Linked DNA regions of Homo sapiens: all the other regions are linked to region 1. The links are chromatin loops, found by intact Hi-C in ENCODE. Cell type or tissue: HCT116. All regions are shown on one strand.

Region 1 (8,000 bases):
ATTAAATGGCAAAAGTGTTAGAAGAGCCTGAAGAGCAAATTAAAGAAGCACCCCTAGGGCTGAAGGCACTATGAAAAAGATAATGTTAACAGAACACAGGAGCCAAGGCCACCTCGAGGGGACAGAATCATGACAGGAGCCTCCCAGCAAAAGCTGGGGCCATGGAGGGACACAATCACCAATTATTGCGAGGGATACCACCTAAAGAAGGATTGGGGGATAGGCGGGAGATTGAGCTGGCAAGCATGAATGAGCATGGGAGAAATACATTGGTTTCCCCCTCTTTTATCTCTAGTCTTTTACCAGGGCCTCCCACTAATTGAATCTAACCAGAAGCCTGGGCAGTATAATTTGCACCCTTCAAACCACCATGATACAGAGCAAAGCAAGGGAAAAATGGGGAGTGGATTGGAAAAACAAATACACAGTAATGGTAATCACTTTGTTGAGCCTACTCCAGCCATAGAGGTTATTAGCAAAGGTGAAGAAGTGGGTGTTTGACAGATAAGAGATGTCTTGGGTAGGAGAGCTGCATTCTTTGTAGAATCAAGTACTTACATGCTGTTCACTATGGATGGGACAGGAAACAGAATGAACAACCCTTGCACTTAGAAAGCTAATAGCCTAGCAGGAGAGTCAGGCCATTAAAATCTATAATAAACTTATATATATATACACAAAATAATGTATATTATATATTACTTATATTAGACTACTATATAGGTATAGTAATGTATAATATAAAATATTTATTATGTATTTATAATAGATAAGGCACTATGGGAACATATAGTTGGGAGACCTAATCTCCTGGGACAATCAGAAGGTTTCCTGGAGGAAATAATTAAGAATGAGTGGGAGATGGAAGCAGAAAATGAAAAGTACAAGAAAGGGAGGAGATGAATTCAGACCAAGGAACAGCATGCACATTGTGGCTTGAAGTGGGAAGAGAGGAAATGCTGAGACAGAACAATGGCTGTGGGGAGAAGCAGGGGATGTTGCTGGAATTGGAACTGGGGAGGAAGGCTAGATGATGTCACAAAGGGCTTTGTGGGCTGTGTTGGAGTTTAGACCTTATGCTAAAGGAGATAGGATGTTGCTGAAAGGTTTGAACTAGGGAAATAACAATCAGATTTATGGTTTAGAAAGGTCGTTCCAGACTGGTGGTTGGGAGAGCAGGTAGGACATTATCTAGGTGAAAGAGGATGCTACCCTGGACCAGTATAGTGAATGAGGGTGAAGAAAAGTTCTAGAGATACTTGGAAGGTTGAAACAGCAATGCTTTAATTGGTGATTGATTGGCTATATGGGTAGGGTTAATAGGAGAGAAGGATTACGTTTGGGTCCCGGATAGATAACAGTGCTGGCTGTTAAAATGAAGAACACAGTCAGTGAGGCAATCTGGATGGTTACGAATCAAGGGCTGGGCAAACATTTTCTGTAAAGGGTCAGATAGCAAATATTTTGAGCATGGTGGGCCAAAGAGCCTCTGTTGCAACTACTCAGCTCTGCCATTTTAGTGTGAAAACAGATGTAGACAATATGTAAACAAGTGGGTATGGCTGTGTCCAAATAAAACTTTTCAAAAACAGTTGGTGGGCCAGGCGCCATAGTTTGCCTACCCCTGGTTAAGAAGTGAGTTTCCTATTGTATTTTAAGTGAGTTTCCTGGTTAAGAAGTGAGTTTCCTTGCATTTAAGGGGATAGAAGACATCCAGGTAGAGATGTTGAGTAGACTCTAGGCATGGGAGGGAGTCCTCCTACTCCTCTCTTGGCCTCATCTTCCACCCTGTTAAAAAAAGTAGCTACAAAAGCTCAAAACCAAACTTCATTACAAAATGGTTATCTTCCTGTGGGATAGCTATTAGAAGTTTTTTTGGGGGTGGGGGGACAGGGGCAGGGAGGAGAAGAAGGTTGACTCTTAAGAAAACCCAGTACCTTATATTTTGACTTTTTTTTCCTGCCTTTTTGTTTCTCCTTCTATTCTTATACCAGATGCTTCATATGTACATCATTTAGTTATTGTGCTAATACTATTATTTTCTCTTGTTGGTAAGACAGCATTGTCTTCTGACATATATTATGTGTCCACAGTCTGCTGAACACTGACACAGTACCTGGAGATACACAGATGGATATGGTGGTACCCAAGAGTGCCCACACTCTAGTGTGGGAAAAACTACATTAAAAATTGTCCCATGATGTCATGTGAAGGAGGTAACAATGGAGGTTTGACCATAATTCTATGAAAAGACACAGGGAGAAGCTTGTAGTTATTCCTGCTGAGTGGCTGGGTGGGTGGGTAGAAGGTTTCTTAAACTATATGCCTTGCAAAATTAGTCAGATTAATCAACCAATTGTAATGTTGATGGAAGTGGGACGGGTAGGGTTGTGGGATTCTCACAGAAGAAACATCATGGATAAAGGTATGGAAATGTGAAGATGCAGGGTCTGTTCAGAGGAGAGTAAAACCGGGGTCTCCTAAAACCCTGGCACAACTGGAAAGACTTGGGATATTTCTTGGGTGAGAAGGTTTCTGGTATTGAATTTCCACTTTCTTTTTCATGAGTCAGACAGGCAGAGCATTTGGCTGGTAGGACAAGGGCTTTGTTAGTGGGGTTGGGGGGTCTGGGGTGCAGTAGAGTGCTTAGTTGGTCCAGGGGTTTGATGCCACGAAGCTTGCCCACATCCATCTGGGGAGCTGAATCATGGCTTACATTTCTGGTTGATCCACTGGAAGTAGAATATTGCTAAGGGACACTCAGAGGACTTTAAGCAGGGTCTCAGATCTCTGCGCTTTCTGGTGGAACCCAGTAATTCAGATAATGTGGCTTCTGAGAATTGTTCCCAAAATGGGAGAAAATAGCTTATGGTAAACACGAACAAATCAATGACTTCCATGCTGTGGTTATGGTTAAAAGATTTTTAATATTTTTTTGTTAGGAGGAACCATCATATGTAAAAAGGAGTTCATTGTATCTGCTCAAACCCATGTCACTGTCCTATAGTCTGAATTTTTGCTGTGAACACTAAAGAAAACATTTAGCAAATTGAAGTCAACCATGCAATGCAGCAAAAATTCTAATAATGCTTTGCATCTCTTCCCCAACTCAGAGGCACTGAGAGAAACAGAATGTGCCTCAAGATGGAGCCCTTGAACCACAAAGTTTAGAAGCAAATTCAGTGACTTTGTAAACTTGCCAGGCACAGGCAAAGTTGCAGCTGCTGGTCAAAGCTGGTGGCATTTCTCATGTAGAAATCAGAAGGTGTGGGAAAGCGGTATCCCCTATCCCCTAAAGCTTTCACGAGGGCCAGGCAAACCTGAGGGGCAGGCTGGTATGGCAGTTTTCAGACTTGGGCTCCAACAGCTCACAGGGTTATAAAGTTAAATCAACAGGATAAATAATTTTACTTGTATTAATAAATATACTTATTTCTCTAACAAAGTACATATTTCCCTCTTCTTAAGCCCATCTCAAATGGTAAAATCACTACTTGAAATTTTAATAATCCTCTGTGATCCCTAGTAGGTTCTTACTGGTATATAAGTACTTTCCTTAGACATGAGGGAATGACACACAAAGGAAGCATCAAGTAGGAGGCTACTGCAATACCCAAGTAAATGGGATGCTCCTCACAGCAGGGCAGTTTCCCTGCTGCCTAGAGAGGAAGGTGGCTCAATGCAGGAAGAAGAGCTAGGGCCTCAGCATCTGCCATGTCTAGGCTAGAGTCTGTCTCTGTCCTTTCCTAGCTATGTACTCTCAGGCTGGCTTCTCAACCTAATGATAACACTTCCAGATCTTAAGGATTGAAGATAATGCATTAAAGTGCCTGAGGCTTGTGCCTATGAATAAAGTGCCTACTACTGGTTACTGTTGGAGCAGCCATGTCTACATGTTCAAGCTGTGCACTGAACAAGACATCACATGTATGGAGGTGCCATTCACACTTTAGACATATGATGTATATCAATGCAGGTGAGCCCCAGAGCAACACCCTTTACATCGACCCACACTGGTCCATGCAGCCATGTGCTTATGGGGCAAGCATGTGGACAGGCATGAACTATTGCACATGTTTGCAAAGCTGTTACCTGCCCTGACTATACCTATTCTTTCGCCCCTCCCACCTGCAGACCCAAATAGAAATCTGATACAGTCACCCCTCCCACTTTGGCAGGGAAGGTTCAGTAAATAGGCTGTTATTACCAGGAGCCTGCATGACTCAAGCAAGCAGGTAAGCAGGGGTTCTTGGATAACAGCTCAGGCTGTGCAGCGTCTTTGCCTGGTTCCTCACAAGCCTTTCATGCTCTAGCCAATGGCTTAGGAATGATCCATGGAACTGCCTTTGGGGAGTTTTCAGCTGGATGGTAGCAATCTTCCCAGCATTAACCCCATCCCCACCCTTCCCACTCTTCTACAAGTGGACCATCGGCCACATAAAGGGCCATATGCCACACTTTTTCTGGCCCAGCTGTGTAAGCTTGTCCACCTTAGCTACTGCTAAGTGACATCAGGGTCTATCACATTATCGATAGCACAGACTTTTGTTTGCTGATATCCTATTAATTAATTACACTTAGTAGTGCTTTGTACAATTTTTAGATATTGTTATCCTTGTGTTCTTTCTACTTCTCATCTTCTTTCATTTTTTCCTTTTTTCCCCTAATAATCCTCTTTGCCTTTTTTCTTTCTTACTGAGGTTATGTCTTTCTTATAACTTTGTCCTTCCCCATCTTCTCTTCATTCCTCATGTCAGTTTTCTCTTCTCAGTCCATAGCTCTTCTCTTCTCCATGTTTCTTCTTCTTTCTTGTTCAATTCCTTCCCCTCTCTCTATGCTTTCCTTCCCACTCAGTTTTTTCTTTCATTCAGTTTTATTTCCTCCTCCACCCTCACAAGCACCTTCTCGATTTTTCCCTCCCTTATTCAATAGCTTAGTTTCTCCCAGGGATACTGGCGTTAAAGAGTTCTGGTAGATGGAAAGTCACAAAGGTGGGGGCGCTAGGTGCCCATTTGGTCCAAGCCAGGTCCTGCAAATGTCCATTTCACTTCAAATCCTTAAAACAAAGACTAATGGAATCCAGAGAAGTGGCCATCATGGATCTAGTCTATAGAAAATGTGTAAATTCCCTGTAGCACTGGAGCTGAGAATTTAGACCTAGCCCAGGTTCAAATCAAAGTTCATGGCTCTTTTCCGCTTGAAATTACAGAGAAGTCATAGAGTCTCTTTAGGACTAGCCTGATGGTCTTGACCTTTTTTGAATGTCAGGGTCTCCTTTGAGAGTGTGCTGAAACTTTTGAATCCTCTTCTCAGAAGAATGCACATGAGCTTAAGATTTTGCTTACAAAGTTAAGGAGTCCACAGACATCCTGAAGTCCATTCATGGGTTCTCCAGAAGCCCTTTGGCTGGAGGTTGGACCATATAAATTCAAACTCCAAAGGATGACTTGTCTGCTTGGGCCGGCAATTGGTGTGATAAATTGTAAGGTGGAGAACTGAGGCAAAATGTTGCGTTTCAATACTAGAGCTAAAGACTCTGGTAAGAGTTTTCTAGATTGAGGAGATAGATATTGGTCAGGTTTTGCCTGCTCTATGAATTTCCTGCTCAAAGTGAAGACAGGAGCCTTCACATTTCATAGTTTGTCCTTTTCTGGCCATTTGGAAACCTGACTGTTTTGACTGTACAAACTTACAGCTGGGGCCTGAGCAGTGAGCAGAATGGAATGTCTATCAGGACAGCCGTAGATTTCCACAGCTTCCTGCTTTCGTCAGCTTCAGCTTAACATCTATTATTGTGAAGAGTAGGGTAAGGAGGTCATTTTCTTTGTCCAAACTTTTTGATTCAAGGTGGTTTTTTCCATGTGAAAAATAAACGTGGGAGGAAATAATCCCATTTATCCATTTTGGGGAATAATTTATTTGAGAAGTCTGAACTCTGGGCCCATTTTATTGAATCAGTATGGCCCTGTGAAGTATATTATGGTTTAATTTTAGTCATGGTGCTTATGCTTTGTTTGTACCCTTGGTGCAAATTTAGTGTTTTCTAATTAATTTGTTTTCTTCTTCTCTCTGCTAATTAGGTCTTCCAAGTTTATAAGAAGAATCAGATTTCCAAGAGCAATTTACCCCTTTCTTCATTCTGTTAGGCATTATTTGGAATGGCTTTTCTTCGATGAATTCAATTAACAGGTATTATGAGCATTTCTGTGTAACATCCTGTTCCAAGGAAACAGGAGCTGAAGAGAACAACACACGACCCTTGCTGTACCCAGGGTGTGTGTGTGTGTGTGTGTGTGTGTGTGTGTGTGTATGTGTGTGATGCAGATGATGCATATGTGTCATGTGAGTCATGTGTGTGTATGGGGATGGGGAATTATTGAGAAGAGAAGAAAGCAAGGAGTAGGAGAGGCAAGGGCAGGTGGAAATTCACCAGGTTGAGAGACTAGTCCCTAGGCTGGCAGTTAAAAATCTGATGTACCCAGTCCAAAAGGGTTGGGTGAAAACAGAAGGTGCTGGGAGAGCTCAATTTTACAGCTGGAGACACCCAGAATGTTAGGTTGATGGCTGCATCAGTAACTCTCGACTCACTTGTTGGTGGCAGAGATTCCCATTTCTCTCTAGCTGACAGTGTGTCAGGACTGGGTGAAGGTATCCTGGGCTCACACTGTACAGTGCTGAGGAAGGCAGAAGATGACTGGCTAATGATGTTAAGAGACTTGGAGAACAGTGGAGTGGGAGGAGCAGGTATGAGGGAAAATTATAAGTTCCATAGAGCACATTTTCTTAAAATTTACAAGTGATGAATTATTCATGCTTCACCAAGAAGAATGCTGTATCTTAGGACTTTTCACAATTGTCTTCAGTTATTGTTATCAACACAATTACAGTTTTCTCCTTTTAACTGTCTACTAACATGGCATGTTGTCTAAGTGAATCAGGTATGTTTAATCATGATTGCAAACGCCAGTGTCATGTGAATCCTTCTGAGTATAGATAGCAGTGTGGGCTGGGCACGGTGGCTCATGCCTGTAATCCCAGCACTTTGGGAGGCCGAGGCGGGCGGATCACAAGGTCAGGAGATCGAGACCATCCTGGCCAACATGGTGAAACCCCGTCTCTACTAAAATAGAAAAAAATTAGCCAGGCGTGGTGGTGTGCACCTATAGTCCCAGTTACTTGGGAGGCTGAGGCAGGAGAATCGCTTGAACCCGGGAGGTGGAGATTGCAGTGAGCTGAGATCACGCCACTGCACTCCAGCCCAGCGACAGAGAGAAACTCCGTCTAAAAAAAAAATAAAAAATAAATTAAAAAAAGAAAAGAAAAAGCAGCATGGAGAAACCCTTCCTCAGCTAACAGTGGAACTTTAGGGTCTGAGACTTTTGGAGAAAGTTATTTCTAAAAGACTTTAGAGTAAACTATTGTTGAGAATCTTACTCACCTTCATAAATACCTCCTCCAATAGAACTTTTTCATGGAAGTGCAAGAACCTCTTTTATCCCTTTTAGACTTGCCATTTTTCAGATTTCAGTTTGGAAGAACAGTGGCAGGGTGGGGTGGAATCCCATGTCTACACCTGGGTAAGTAACCTGTATGTGTGTTGAAGAATCAATGTGGATATCTTCAATTTTGTTTGCATAAGAAATTCTATGTAGCAAATACTTCCCCAGCCTTCTGCCACTTAGCAGTCACTCCTGTAAAACAAAGATGCTATTAGGCCTGTGGTAAGGTATATAAGAAGAGTACCTACCCAAATATCTGTACAATGTTAAATACTCTCAAGAAAAATGGACATGTTTCCCATACTTTTTTTTCTTTGAGCAAATGGTTTTATTGGATCACAAAGATTTTACAATCTTATGTAAGGACAGGTGTGAGTTAGTATTACTTGCATATATTAGTTTGATCATCATGTTGGTTCCATAACTCTCTGGTATGTGGCTGCTGGTATGGACTGACCTTTGAATGATGACTAGCAGGACCTGGAGTGGGTACAGCTCTAG
Region 2 (8,000 bases), 1.1 Mb after region 1:
TTCCTTTAATTCTGAAATCCCATAACCTCTCCTAATCCTACATTACCTGATTATCAACTTGTCTGTTCTAAACAGCCCATGGGCATTCTTCATCATGATGCTCACGGCAGGCGGAAAGAAAACCTTCATGCTCTCCTTTAATATCAAGAAAACCATCATTTCTCCCATAGAAGTAGATAGGAATGCTTGATTATTGGTCAATAATTGATTCTGTGTTCTGTATGCCCTCAACTACGGCTTGGCACCTCTTCTAGGACATGTCAAAGGACTTTTTGTCTTCATGAGAGAGTCATTTCTAGTTTTATCGGTGATGAAATGGGAGAACTTTGAATCCCTTGCCTAATAGTCTAATCGAATAATCCTTTAAATCAGAGCAGGGTAAAAAAAAGAGATAGAATAAAGATATACACTAGGAAAGTGATATACAGCAAAGCCTGTCTTATAAGAGATGCAGCCAATGAGAAATAGATGCATGAGACATCACTTGTTCTGCATCACTTTCCAGGGTTACATACTGTGCTTCAGGAGGCTTATATACCAGTGTGATCCATAAACCATCCATCTTCTTGGCAGACTTCAACAGTTTTGAGACTATTCATTTCTGTTTGATGCACTCTGAATCCTCATTTCACTCATACTTGTCTGCACCACCCAACATTCCTTTGAAATACCATCTCTACCTTCTTTTCTTACCTAAAGCTTACCTACCCTTCTAAGTACAGATCAAGTCTCACCTCTTTGACCCCTTCTTTGACCTTACCCCCGGGGATCACTGTCTTCTCTGAACTCCCAAGTCACTTCTCAGGGAGCAATGCACAGCAAGGAAGTCAGTGTGAGGAACAAAAAATACATTGTTCCTGCCTCTCACTTCATGTCCACTCTCCCCAAGGGGTTGCCTATCCATTTAGACAAACGAAACAAAACAAAAATATACTACCGTAAAAAAAGGTCACCAGTAATTAATTAATTGCTTGAGAATGTACAGAAGGGAAAAAAATCACTGAGCCCTAAAGTAGTTTGGAAAGGTTTTGCCAAGAGACACTTGACTTAGGTGCAACAGAATGAGTAGATTTAGATAAATGGAAAAGAGACCATTATAGGTGGACAGGACAGAAGTAAATGAAAAATTGAGATAGAAAAAAACTAGATGTGTTCTAGGAATAGGAAAATCTTCTCTGAACTGTATTCTTCAATGTGCCCAGTCCTGTACCTCACTATAGTAGGCGCTCAGAAAGCATCATTGATTGAATGAACTGAAAAAGTAATAATATTTTTTGCTAGGTAATAATCAGCCATTTGGTCAATACATGAACAGAAAATGGCTTCATTTTCAGGAAGTATAAGAGCATTAATTTCCCACATAATATGAAATAGTAGCTTACCATATCTTACTGATGGACACTTTTAATAAGACAAACTAAAAAAACTCATCTTTTAAAATTAGTTGAAATTAATAATAGAAATAGAATCCCAATCAGTAGCATTGCTAATAGTTGTTCTCTATTTATATTCAGTGGTCCAAAATGTCACTATTTAAGTCAAATATCTATAAAAATGTGTGCAGTTATTCAGTGGTCCAAAATGTCACTATTTAAGTCAAATATCTATAAAAATATGTGGAGTAAATTTCAGCATACTTCCCTCTTATTACAAGTGCTGACCTTTTTCATTTTTGAAAATGCCTGTTTTGAGATAATGCTTCACAATGTCTTCTACAAATACTTAGGTACTTAATTAACCATTGGATTTATGGTTTACGTGAGAGCAATAAATGACTACAAGAAGAGCATGTCTATTTCTGGTTCCCAGAATCATCGTTCCACAATTGCTTGAGGCATTATCACAGCATCCTTGAGTAAAGGCTTTTCTCGTGCTGAAGTGTGTGACCTGTGTCAGCGAGAATCAGGATGGCTGCTGTGGATTCATGGGACCCCCCTCCCTCATACCTGGCTTTGAGCAACAAACTGATCACATAACAGCCTTTTTCCCCTCTAAGTCTCAGACAACCTGCCTCAACTTTGAAAAACCTAACTGTCCAGTTACTTAATTTCATTAACCAAATAAACTGATTTGTGTTGTGTGGGTGTGTATGCACATGTATACATGAGCTGAGAGGGATGTTTACAGACTGTAAAAATACGAGCTTGAAAAGAAAACTAGATCTCAGGAAACATAAACCAACATGTCAAAACCATGAATGCCTGTGGGGAAGATTTCACATATTCCCCCACTTAAGACACCTTTAACAAGATCAGTTTCTTCAATCCCATGAACAACTTTTTGTGAGTCATTAATTAGGCCCTTACACAATAAACAAAGAAATTAATAAGGAAGTTCAATGTTTTAAAAAATGGGAAAAGAGTTATTTCTTGAAAAGAAAGAGCAAAGTTATTTTCAAATACTTAAGCAAGTGAACTGAAGTGGGGTTTTTTTCTTGAGTTAGACACAGGTTTAGTTAATTCTCACAAACATATCTGGGAAGATAAGGAGTTTTCAGTAGAAATGTTATCCTCAAAGAATATTCATGAGGGAGAAAAAGTGCAAGTGAAATCAAGTTGGAAGAGAAAATTAATACATACGTTGCTATGAAAGACCAGCTAATATTGGTCTCAAAACTCAGTTATGAGAACTATATGAAAGCTGAACACAGTTTAATACACGTGAAAGTGAGCAGAATCACTTTCTGCTTCCACTTGTACCAAGAACTAGTAAAAAGCATGTGGAAAATAGTACAGAAATGAGATGGGCACAGCACAAAGTTTACAAATTTCATCTCACAGCTAACCATCCTCAAACACATTGTACTCTGAATTTAAGCTAGGCATAGTACATAAAAAATCTTCTAGATCACATCTAGATACATCTCTTTTCTCTCTTTATCACAGAGGGCAGTGCTCCCCAGAATGGTAGAATTTGCCAGTTTTCTGAAAAGGTGATGGGGAGAGCACAACAGTAACAACTTTGCTTTGACAGGCAACTGACACCCATATGATTGATCATGCCAATTATTTCTCCAATGGTGGAATGAGGATCGATTTTTAATTGAAGATGGAATTCTAGCATTCGGAGATTTTTTTTTTCCTTTCTTTCTTTTTTTTTTTTGCTTGAACCAGAGCTATCCAGTTTTTGAAATGGCATGGCCTTCAGGGCCCATAGCCCTTTCTTGGACCTCCCACACTCTTCATATCACAAGGCCAAGAAAATAAGTACCTGCCCATAGCAAATAGCTATGGGCTATTTTTCCTAAACAGCTATGGGCATGTTTGCTCACCATTTCCTAAATCCCATGGAAACTGGGACAAAAGGACCCAAGAAACTTGAAGGGAGCACATTTTAAAACAACCCTACAAAACAGGCACTTTTTCTTGTATATTTTACCACCACTTTGCTTGTGCTGGTGAAAGTGGAGGGGAGATGAGAAAAGGCCTCATTTTGTATGTTAGCTCTTAGCTATTTGGTTTAAGGGATTTTTTTTTTCTTATAAAACATGCAACTGAAACTGGAAAGTCCTTCAGCTAGATGGTCAATGTTTTTTGTGGAATGTGAAAAGGATGGCTTTTTATATCACTGGGTAATTTACATACGCTTGGTAGGTTACTCCCAGATTTCCAGGGTAGAAAGTGACAGTGGGAGACGATGATTCAAATTGTTCAAATATCCATAGGGAAGACATATAAACTCACCACAGACTTTGATAACGTATTAGTCATTAGATATCTCATCCTGACCCCAGCCTCAGATTCACCTGCTGAATACCTGAGCTTAAGTAAGCCATACTTGGAAATGTGGAAACAGAACCCTACTGAGAAAAAAAAACTTATCAAGAAAAAAAAAATCTCTCTTTCCTGTGCCTAAACAATTTCCCCCCAAAGAGCCAGAAGCTAACACAATATTCCCCCCTAAAGAGCCAGAAGCTAACACAGTAACACAGGAAAAAATGAGAATACAAAAGGTAACATCTCTAAAAGGTACTTCAGCTTTCACACCACGATTCCACATCACTACATTGATGACATGCAGAAAGCAATCAAATGCAGGAATACTCTGGGTTGACTGAGCAGAGGCACAGAGTAACAGCCTGGGTAAGCAGCAGCCCTGCTCCTGGGCCAACAGCTGAGCACACCCAACAGAAATAGAATGGTCACTGACGCTGACCACAAGGCAGGCCCCACACAAGTAAGTGCTTTACCTGCCCTTTATCATGTAACTCTCATGGCAACCATCTGAAATAGGCATTTTTAATTTCCATCTTAAAGATGAGGAGACAGAGGCACTGAGGGGCTAAATAGCTTGTCAAGCTATTTGTATAGAAGTTAACACAACCGGCAAGAAGCAGAGAGTCAGGAGCCCGGGTCTTTCTGTTTCTTTAAGCAACATTGCCTCCCTGTGTTCAGGGCTGACTATTCTCTCTCAGGTTTTCAGAGCCATTTACACAGATGTTCAAAGAACAATGCCATGGTTCACTCATACAACATGGAAAAACATCATCATAAAACTCACAGAGTATCTCTCTAGTCTATAGAAGCCAAAATATCAGTGTGAAAAATAAAATCCACAGTCAATCTTACATTAATTCACTATGTCTTCTGAGTCCATTTTTTATTTGCTGATATATCCCATTCTTAACAGTGTTTTACAGATGCGATTTTTATTTTAAATTAAAATGGAAAAATAAAGGTTTCAAAACTGTTAAAGATATCATGACCGTGCTTAAAATTATTTTTTAAATAATACTGAGAAATCCCAAATCCAGAGCTCAGATAGCTTGTTTGAATCATTTTTCTTAAAAAAATAGTTTAGTGGACTTAGCCAGATGAAGCTCACATCTTGGCACCGTGATGTTCTGGATTATCCTTTGGCAGAGGGAAGGAAGTGGGACAATCTATTATCATTATTATTGTTATTATTACGTTTTTTCAAGATGGAGTGTCGCACTGTCGCCCAGGCTGGAGTGCAATGGTGTGGTCTCGGCTCACCGCAACCTCTGCCTCCCAAGTTCAAGTGACTGTCCTGCCTCAGCCTCCTGAGTAGCAGGGATTACAGGCACACACCACCACACCCGGCTAATTTTTTGTATTTTTAGTAGAGACGGGGTTTCACTACTTTGGCCAGACTGGTCTCGAACTCCTGACTTCGTGATCCGCCCACCTCGGCCTCCCAAAGTGCTGGGATTACAGGCGTGAACCACCATGCCTAGCCTATTAATATTATTTTTTAAGAATACAAGTGCAGAACGTGTAGGTTTGTTGCATAGGTAAACGTGTGCCATGGGGGTTTGCTGCACCTATCAACCCTTCATCCGTCATCTAGGTGGTTTTTTTGTTTGTTTTGTTTTTGTTTTTTGTTTTTAGAAGAGACAGGGCTTCACCTTGTTAGCCAGGATGGTCTCGATCTCTTGACCTCGTGATCCACCCGCCTCAGCCTCCCAAAGTGCTGGGATTACAGGCGTGAGCCACCGTGCCCGGCCCCCGTCATCTGGGTTTTAAGCCCTGTATGCATTAGCTATTTGTCCTAATGCTCCCCTCCCCCCGTCCCTCACCCCCCAACTGGCGCCAGTGTGTGTTGTTCCCTTCCCTGTGTCCACGTGTTCTTATTGGAACAATCTATTATAATCTGCACCTCAACTTCCCCCTCCTGTGCTTGCAGTCTCTTCAATAGCAATAACTTTTCTTTTTTTTTTTTTTTTTGTTTTTTTTTTTTGAGACAGAGTCTCGCTCTGTCGCCCAGGCTGGAGTGCAGTGGTGCAATTTCAGCTCACTGCAACCTCCACCTCCCAGGTTCAAGCAATTCTCCTGCCTCAGCCTCTTAAGTAGCTGGGATTACAGGCGTGTGCCACCACACCCAGCTAATTTTTATATTTTTAGTAGAGATGAGGTTTCGCCATGTTGGCCAGGCTGGTCTCAAACTCCTGACCTCAGGTGATCCACCCGCCTCGGCCTCCCAAAGTGCTGGGATTACAGGTATAAGCCACTGTGCCCGGCCAATAACTTTTCTTTCAGGCTTAAAACCTCTTCAGCAGCTCTATGTTCCATCAATTGCTAATTACCATAATTCCATCTCTGCAATTTTTTTCTTCTCTCTCCCTTTCTGTTGCAATGGCCCATATTCTAGTTCAGATCCTTCTTAACTCTTGCCTCTGAAGTGGCTTCCTTCCCTTCACCCAGTTCTTCCAACTGTCTCATATTAAGCCAAAGTTCATCTTCTAAAGCACATTGGTCTAACAGCATAAAGCACCCAGATCATCTTCAAAACTTCCAGTGGTTCCCTATTGCCAAGCCAGAAACAAACAAAGCAAAACAAAATGAAAAGCAAAATACACCTCAGTTTGGCATACAAGGCCATTCATGATCTGACTTCTGTTTACTTTTCCAAGCCAGATGATTTCCCACTATCCCAACCCCCTGCAACCTATTCAGCAGCCACAGAAGACAACACAATATTTCCCTAAAATGCCTTACATTCACCCACCAGAGCATTTTTTTTTCTTCAAAATACCTTCACAATCTGACATGTAAGTTCTATGAAGACAGAAACTTTGGTGCACCAAAAGTATACCCAGTACCTAGGCATGTGATAAACATTTTTTAATTGTGTTGCCGAAATGCCAGGGATTCAGTCCAGGCCCTGCTGATGGCCACACAGAACGCCAACCACTGAAACAATGAGTATTACCAGGGAAGAAGGCTTTAATTGGGTGCTGTGACCAAGGAGAACGACAGATAAAGTCTCAAACCCATCTCTCCAACTGGGGGTTTTATATAGTAGGGAAGGTGGGAAAACAGGAATTAAGGAGGGGAAAGAAAGCAATGATGATGGATGAGGGGTCTGGCATCTCATTGTCCAGATGCAGTGATCTGATGAGTTTCAGTCCCTTGCCTGAGGGTCGGTTTCCTAAGGAACGAACTCAGATGAGACAAATGTAAGTTTCTAATTTTAAGACCAGGGAGGGTCAATTTCTATATTTATTTAAAAAACCATAAATATTAGTTCTATGGGACAATCAGACCAGTTTTAAATGAATGATGTTCACCTTGTGAGAAATGTCCTTTTCTGATATCCTTACCCATTTATGTACTATCATTTCTTTCTATGCATCATTCATTCCTTCTCCACAACCCATCGCAGATGATCCTCACAAAGTCAGTCTCTTGTTTATGTCTTCTTTTCCCTTGTTTGTCTTCTTCTCTAACACTTTCATTGGCTGCCTCAGATTACAGGCACTCCTGCCTCTGGTTCTCCTGATGAAAAGCCCCTGGAAGGCAGAGAATATGTTCCAAGTATGAAGTCTGGCACTTAATGGGAGCTCAAAAAAAAGGATTATGTATTAAACAAAAGTTTGTTAACAATAGCCAGACCATCCAATACGTTCCATTAACAAGGTTTTTTCCATAGGAGATTTTCTTCTTTTCAGAGACAAAATGTGGACATTATAAATTATATTATATAATATCAGGGATCAGAAAACTTTTTCCAAAAAGGGCCAGATAGTAAATATTTTAGGCTTTGTGGACCATAAGGTCTCTGGCAGCCATAGAAAATACATAAACAAGGCTGGGTGCGGTGGCTCACGCCTGCAATCCCAGCACTTTGGGCAGCCTAGGTGGGAGGAACAATTGAGGTTAGGAGTTTAAGACCAGCCTGGCCAACATTGTGAAAAACCCTGTATCTACTAAAAATACAAAAATTAGTTGGGCGTGGTGGCACGCATATGTAATTCCAGCTACTAGGGAGGTTGAGGCAGGAAAATCGCTTGAACCCTGGAGGCAGAGGTGGCAGTGAGCCAAGATTGTGCCACTGCACTCTAGCAGCCTGGGTGACAGAGCAAGACCCTATAGAAAGAAAGAAAGAGAGAAAGAAAAAGAAAGAGAGAAAGAAAGAAAGGGGATAGATAAAGAAAGAAAGAAAGGAAGAAAGAAAGAAAGGAAGGAAGAAAGAAAGAAAGAGAAAGAAAGGAAGAAAGAAAGAGAAAGAAAGAAAGAAAGAGAAAGAAAGGAAGAAAG
Region 3 (8,000 bases), 420 kb after region 1:
TGTGTGTGTGTGTGTGTGTGTGTGTGTGTGTGTGTGTGTCCTATGACCCAACAACTCCATTCCTCATTATACATTCCAAATAATTTCCTACAGAGACCCATAAGGAGACATGCATTATTAGAATGTTCAGTACAATGTTATTTGTGGTGGCCAGGAATTGGTTCCCATGTGGGGTCTATCACTGGAAATGGCATAGGTGAAATGTGGTAGTTGCACTCCAAGGAGTATCATGCAGAATTAAAAATAACAGATTAGAAACAAGAATGGACCTTAAAAACAGTGCTGAATTTTAAAAGTAAGAAATGGAATGAGATACAACACAATGTCACTCATGTAAACTAAAAATACTTGGACACCAAAACAAGGTACATTTTTCAAGAACACATAGAAACTACATGATACACATTAAATATATTTGACTATGTGTGGGGAGTAAGGGAAAATGGGAGTATAGAATGGTGATAAAATGAAATTTTTTTATAAACAAGAAAGAAAACTATGAATAGTCACAATCACACACCAAAGAAACTGATCACTGAATTTAACATCACCAGTAGCAGGACAAATCGATGTAATGTGTATCCTAATATGATGCACTTAAGGACACAACTGTACTTACGTGTTATTCTTGCCAAACATGTATAACCTGACTTTAAGCAGAAGGAATTACCAGAAACCCAAACTGAGGAACACTCTACAAAATAACTGGCCTGTACTCTTCCAAAGTGCCAAAGTCATGAAAGACAAAGGAAAGCTGAGAAACTGTTTCAGGTTAAAGGAGACTAGAGATATAAAAACTAAACGTGGGATCTTAGATTGGATCCTAAACTAGAAACAGAACAACAGAGAGACAAGTGGTGAAATCTGAACACAGTGTGTAGGTTATAGTATTATATTGATGTTAATTTTTTGATTTTGATAATTGTAGGTACATAAGATATTGTCATCTGGGGAATTGAAGGTGTGTGGATACTCTCAATTTTTTTATTATTAGATATAATTCACATATTTTGAAATTCACCCATTTAAAGTGTACAATTCAGTGATTTTTAGTATATTCACGAAGCTTTGCAACCATCTCCAGAACATTAATTTCATAATATTTTCATCACCCCAAAGAGAAATGTTGTATCCATTAGCACTCATTCCCCACTCCTTCCTACCTCCAAGCCCCGGCAACTACTTATCTACTGTCTCTATAGAATTGCCTATTCTGGATATTTCATATAAATGGAAATACATAGTATGTGGCTTTTTGTATCTGGCTTCATTCACTTAGCATAATATTTTTGAGGTTCACCCATGTTGTAGCATGAATCAGTACTTCATTCCTTTTAAGGCTGTGTAATATTGCATTGTGTGGATATAACACATTTTATCATTCATCTGTTGATGGACATTTCCGCCTTACAGTTACTGTGAATAAGAATAGTGCTACTATGAACATGCATGCACATGTTTTTGAGTACCTGTTTTCAATTCTTTTGGGTATACCCATACGAGTGAAATTTCTTAATCATATGGTAATGTTATTTAAGTATTTGAGGAACTGCCAAACTTTTCCAAAGCAGCTGTACCATTTTAAACTCCCACCAGCGCTGCCTTCATATTATTTTTGCAACTATGTTGAAGTTTGAAATTATTTCAAAATGAAAAGTTTTTTAAAAAAGAATATAGTCAGGTTGTTGTGCCTCTTCTAGTAAGAGCCAACAAACCAGTGTCCATTGCTTCAGGGTCTTACAGAATGAGAGAAAAAAAGTTGAGAAAAAGTGAGAAAACAAGCCCCTGGTTGTTTGCACCTTTCCATCTTGTTTTCATGCTTAACACTTTGACATCAAATGTGCAGGTTTCTTCCCCGACACCAACCAATTCTCTGACACTAGCTGAGTGCCCTACAATTTAATTCTGGCACCATCTAACTGGAATTAGTGTCAGATGGTGCAAGTTAAGGACTCACAAGACTGCCCCCACTTCAAATGTCAATTCCAAGTTCTGAACCACTTGTATTTCTGACTGGCTATTAATCAGGAGTTCCCACTGCTCCCTCCTTGTGTTAGATAATTTGCAAGAACAGCGCACAGAACTCAGAATAAACGTTTACTTAATATTAATGGTTTATTATAACGGGTACAAGTCAGGAACAGCCAAATGGAAAAGATATATAAGGCAAAGTATGTGGGAAAGGATGAGGGGCTTCCATGCAGCCTCCTGGAATGCCATCCCCTTAATATCTCCATGTGTTCACCAACCCAGAAGCCATCAGAACTCTGTAATTCTGGGGGTTATATGGAAGTTTTATTACATACACAATTGATTACATCATTGGCCATTGGTAACTGCTGTGATCTGATTGCATCCCCCCAAATTTGTATACTGAAACTTAATCTCCAATGTAATAACATTAAGAGGTGGGGTTTTAGGCAGTGATTAAGTCATAATGGCAGAGTCCTCATGGATGGCATTATGGCTCTTATAAAAGCACTTGAGGGAGTGGGGTCTTCTCTTCTGCTCTTCTGCCATGTAAGGATAGTTCATCTCTTTTGCCCTTCCACCTTCCATCATGTTAGGACACAGCAAGAAGGTCCTCACCAGATACCAAATGTTGGTGCCTTGATCTTGGACTTCCCAACCTCAAGAACTGTGAGAAAAATAAATTTCTGTTCTTTATGAATGACCCAGTCTCAGGCACTTTTATATAGCAGGACAAATGGACTAAAACAGAAACTAGTACTAGAAAATTGGGGTGTTGCTATAACAAATATCTAAAAATGTGGACACAGCTTTGGAACTGGATAGTGGATAGAAGCTGGAAGATTTTGAAGGTGCAGGCTAGAAAAAGCATACATTGCCATGAACAGAGCATTAAGGATGATTCTGGTGAGGGCTCAGAAGAGGAAAGCTGTAGAGAGATGCTTTTTTTGAGAGTACCTAAGTTATCATGATCAGAATGCTGACAGATATATGCATAGTAAAGGCCATCGTGAGGAAGTATTATATAGAAATGAGGAGTGTCTTATTGGAAACCAGAGGAAAAGTCATCCTTGTTGCAAAATGGCAAAGAACGTGGCAGAATTTTGCCCACTTCCTAGAACTTTATGGAAGGCAGAATTTAAGAGTGATGAACTAGGATATTTGGCAGAAGAAATCTTTGAGCAAGGTGTTCAGGGTACTGCATGGCTTCTCTTAACTGCTTATAGTAAAATGCAGGAGAGAAATATAGTGAAGATGGAATTTAAACTCAGAGGAGTGGCCAGGCATGGTGGCTCATGCCTGTAATTCCAGCACTTTGTGAGGCCAAGGGTGGGTGGATCTATTGAGCTCAGGAGTTTGAGACCAGCCTGGGCAACATGGTGAAACCCTGTCTCTACCAAAAATACAAAAAATTAGCCAGGTGTGGTGGCACATGCCTGTACTCCCAGCTACTCGGGAAGCTGAGGTGGGAGGATCACTTAAGCCTGGGTGGTCAAGGCTGCAGAGGGCTAAAATCTCACCACTGCACTCCAGCCTGGGCAACACAGCAAGAACCTGTCTCAAATAATAATAAATAATAAAATCAAAGGGGAAGCAGAATTTAAAGGTTTGGAACATTCTCAGCCTGGCCAAGTGCAAAAGCATTTGGAAGAAAACACCAGGGGTGTGAAGAAGTGACCATTTGCAAGGAGATTAGTATGGATAGAAGAAAGTCATACACTGTTCATCAAGACAATGAAAAGTGACCCTGAACACGGTGAAACCCCATCGCTACTAAAAATACAAAAATTAGCTGGGTGGTGGTGCACACCTGTAATCCCAGCTGCTGGAGAGGGTGAGGTGGGAGAACCACTTGAACCTGGGAGGTGGAGGTTGCAGTGAGCTGAGATCGTCCCGCTGCACTCCAGCCTGGGTGACAGAGTGAGACTTTGTCTCAAAACAAAACAAAACAAAACAAAAAACACCCTGAAGGCATATCAGAGACTATTGGTGCTGCCTTTCTCATGACAAGCCCGGAGTGCCAAGGCCTGGGGCACATAACTAAAACTAGGGGCTTAGGGTAACCGAAGAACCTCTGCGTTCACTGCCCAGTGATGCCTCATCTCTGCTCCATTTACTCCAGTGTAGCACTCCTCACCCACCTCAGCTGTGGTTATGCCTAGGTGTGGCTAGTGCCCCCAGTGTCCACATTATAACTCTGCAGACACACAGAGCGCAAGAGCTGTGGAGGAATGACTAATTCCACGTAGGTTTCAATGGATGACTTGGAGAGCCTCAGGACCAACACAGAGAACTGAGACAGGGATAGTGCCACCAGACTCCCCAGTGGGACAATGCCCAGGGTAGCCATAAGATTGGGACTGCCTCTGAGACTCCAGTACTGCAGAGCCACTGGAGTGTGATCCTAGCCTGGGAGAGCTGCAGACACCCAACTCCAACTTGCGAGGTGCTGTATAGAATATGCCCAACAAAACCATGGGGCTGAGGCCCCCTATGGCCTTGGGGGCTTAACCTCCACTCCAGTGTGTCTAGATTATTCTCAAGCCTTAAGATTTAATGTTGTTTACCTTGTTGGTTTTAGCACTTACTTAGGACCTGTTATTCCTTCTTTCTTTCCTATTGCTTTGTTTTGGAATGGAAATGTCTATCCTATGGTTGTTCCACCATTGTATTTTGGAAGTATATAACTTGTTTGACCTTATAGGTTCACAGCACAAAAGCAATTTGTCTCAGAATGAACCTTACCTTCAGTCTCACTCATATCTGATTTACATGAGATTCTAGACTTTTGAGTTGATGCTGGAACAAGTTAAGATCTCTGGGGCTACTGAGATGGAATGAATATATTTCATACGTAAGAACATAAATTTGGGGGGCCAGGAGCCAGACACTATGGTCTGATTGTGTCCTCCGAAGTTCATATGTTGAACCTTAGTCATCAGTGTGATAGTATTAAGAGGTACAGGCTTTAAGAGGTGATTAGGTTACAAGGGAAGAGGCCTCACTGATGGGATTAGGCTCTTTAAAAGGGGCTTGACGGAGTGTGTTCTTTCTCTTCTCCTATGTGAAGACACAGCATTCATCTTCTTTTTGCCCGTTCATCATCATATGAAGAAGCAGTAAGAAGGCCCTCACCCAACACTGAGTGCCAAGGCCTTGGCCTTGGACTTCCCAGCTTCTAGGACTATAAGAAAATAAATTACTGTTCATTATAAATTACCCAGTCGCGGGTACTTTGTTATACCAGCATGAATGGACTAAGACAGTGATCAACTCAGTTGTCAGAGGTCAGGGGTGGGATTGAATGTTGAAAGCTCCAACCCTCTAATCATACCTTGGTCTTTCTGACAACCAGCCTTCATCCTGAAGCTAACTTGCCACCACCTCTACTCCCCGCTAAGCCAAGTCATCTCATTATCTTGTTAGCATACAGAAAGACACTCATCACTCCAGAGAGTCCAAGGATCTTAGAAGCTCTTGTGTCAGGAACAGGGGACTAAGACCAAATACTTTAACAAAAGATGCTATCACCTCTATTAGTTAGAAAATTATGACAGTTTTAGCAGCTCTGTTCCAGGAACTGAGGGTGAAGACCAAATATGTCTTTTTCTTATTATATTATCACAACATTCAATCTTGCTTTGAGGATCAACCCAATACTTGTACCTGAGAGGGAAATGTAAACTTATCAATGGAATTAGGGAGTTCTTCACACCTGGCACCACTGTCAACACCTTCTCATTTAATGATAGGCAAAGGGACTCAAAGAACATCAGAAGTAAGGAGTGGAGGACTGGGCATGGTGGTTCAAGCCTGTAATCCCAGCACTTTTGGAGGCTGAGGCGAGAGGATCACTTGAGCCCAAGAGTTCTGTACCAGTGCACTCCAGCCTGAATGACAGAATGAGAACTCATCTCTTTAAAAAAAAAAAAAAAAAAGTATGAGTGGACATGGGAGAAGAGAAACTGTCCCTTTGGTAATTATGATTTATTAAACATAACCATGTTGCACAGAGCCACTTATTTCTCTTAAAAGCCTGTCAAACGTCTTAAGTGGAATTACTTTCTCTTCCCGGGTCACAAAAGCCAGTGGCTCAGGTACAGAATAGATAATAGAACTGATTGGTGAGTAGGAAGCCAAAAGACACACACAGAGAACAGTACAATCTTTTAAAAGCTCCAAGTCATTAGCTTTATTTTTACTGAATTCAGCATGGGATGACAAAAATGCATTATATCACTACCATCCATTATTACATGTAGACATTTATCCTTGTATTCTTTATATGTCCATTTTCTACGTTAAATCTGTTAACCAATACTAATTTAAATTACATGATTTCCTACTAAAAATATGCAGTTCATATAAGCAAGGGCAAATAAATCCTCCTTAAAACATTTTATTCCTTTATAATTGAGAACTTAACAGTCTTAATGGCTAGTTCTTAAAAAATGTTTATAGGATTAAGTTTATTTAAGAGAGCAGACAAACAAAACATATTGTAAAACTAGTATTTTCCAGAAGCAATTTCCATTCTCTTCCTTTCTTCCTGCAAACTGGTGTTTTATCTTTACAAGTTCTCTGTCATTCCATAAGAAAGCTGAACAGTGGTTAAAACATCCAGTTTGCTTGAATTCCTGAGTGATTCAGATTCCAGTGAGATTGAGGGTCATTCATAACAGTTACAAGGCTGGTGTGGTAAAGGGAGAACAAAAATAAACTGGGTTTCTGCAGGTAAGTGAGAAGACAAAATGAAGAGGAATAAGGTTGTAAGGCAGTATGATTAGGCTTGTGGGTGCTATGCCTTCTGATAATAATTATGAACAGAAATAGAAGCCAAAAAGTAAACAACATGTAAGTTGTCAATCTTTGACAGTTGAGGCAGGGAGAAGGAAGGAAGGATGACATTACACCTTATCTCTGGTTTACTAGGCTGGTGTGTGAGACCATTTGGGTGAAATCGTATTGAAATCATTCATTGCTGAGGTGATCAGCTTTCTTGCGGTCCTTTCTCTGCACTCTATTCAATGATAAACTCCACTGGTTTATACCTCCTGGAAAACAGTTATTCAGAAACATTATAGGGGTAGCATTGGTGAGACAGCCAATGGAGAACATGTTTCCAGGTAGCCTGAAACCCAGCAGACAATGTAGCTGTTGCCTAACGAACACAGAAATCTACATTGTATGCCAGGTTCATGCCCCAGACCTGGATGTTCAGCTTGCAAGTAATTCTCACATACTATTTCAACACAACTGCCTACTGCATTCAAGATTTCAAAATTGGCATTTGTCTTTTCTACCACAAGGAAAAGAAAACCAACAGTCAGAAATGCTGGGACTTACCTACTACCAACAAAATTTCCTTAAACCATCATATCATCAAGTTGTCATCATTTAATCATGACATCATGTTGAAAATGCCATCTAAAAGTCAAGAGATGAAAAAGCTGGATGGAAGGAAGGTCGGATAGATAAACTGGTAGGTACGTGGGCAGGTGGGTGGATGGATGGATGGATGGGTGGATGGATAAATGGGTGGATGGGTAGGGGTAGATAGGTAGGTAGGTAGATAGATGAATAGATTGATCTATCCAAATGATACCTTTCATAGGGGGGAAAGAGAAAAAAAGAGGTAAAACAAAAACAGGTAAGAGCTAAAACATGGATAAATATCCAGATTCCTCCCCCTTGTAGTATTGAAAGCAAATAGACCTCATCATTCATAAAACCTTGAAGGTTCCCAAGCCCCAGCTGATAATGTTGGACTTAACACCCTAGAACTTGACTCTCTCCTCTCTCTCTGTCTCTCTCTCTCTCTCTCTCTCTCTCTCTTTGTGTGTGTGTGAGTGTGTGTGTGAGTGTGTGTGTGTGTGTGTGTGTGTGTGTGTGTGTGTGTGTGTAATTCAAGGTAAAGTTTTCATTATTAAAGACTGCCCAATAATCTCTCTCAGGACACTGAAGCAGAAGCTAGAAGATGCCATCAGAGACCCAGTAGCCAGATGTAGCTGCTGATTACGAAAGACAGG

Evidence for each region. Peaks named below come from ENCODE experiments on the same cell type or tissue, not always from the same donor. Only the 100,000 strongest peaks of a DNase experiment are listed, where the experiment ranks them.
Region 2: it touches region 1 in a loop (8-fold over the local background); 19 of 110 quality-filtered maps call a loop at or near these places.
Region 3: a loop joins it to region 1, with 21 times the contacts of the local background. A loop is called at or near these places in 21 of 110 quality-filtered maps.

The regions. Positions count from the first base shown.
Region 1 is chrX:45,319,413-45,327,412 of GRCh38, forward strand. It overlaps LOC105373191 (a long non-coding RNA gene), which reads left to right and starts at 5,541. Exons shown (of 3, transcript XR_002958824.2): 1 at 5,541-5,806; 2 at 6,081-6,189. In HCT116, a CTCF peak has its summit at 3,127 (motif pointing right); DNase peaks (open chromatin) are centred at 3,169 and 3,616; H3K27ac peaks cover 4,385 bases.
Region 2 is chrX:46,372,351-46,380,350 of GRCh38, forward strand. No RefSeq gene overlaps it. Among named protein-coding and RNA genes, the nearest start is that of LINC01186, 49 kb to the left of the region's middle. In HCT116, a CTCF peak has its summit at 4,403; DNase peaks (open chromatin) are centred at 3,771 and 4,371; H3K27ac peaks cover 3,809 bases.
Region 3 is chrX:45,739,076-45,747,075 of GRCh38, forward strand. MIR222HG (miR222/221 cluster host gene) reads right to left here. Exons shown (of 2, transcript NR_170290.1): 2 at 6,139-8,000. It overlaps MIR221 (microRNA 221), which reads right to left and starts at 7,191; the gene lies at 7,082-7,191. MIR222 (microRNA 222) reads right to left here; the gene lies at 7,940-8,000. In HCT116, a CTCF peak has its summit at 4,175; a DNase peak (open chromatin) is centred at 4,226; H3K27ac peaks cover 7,473 bases.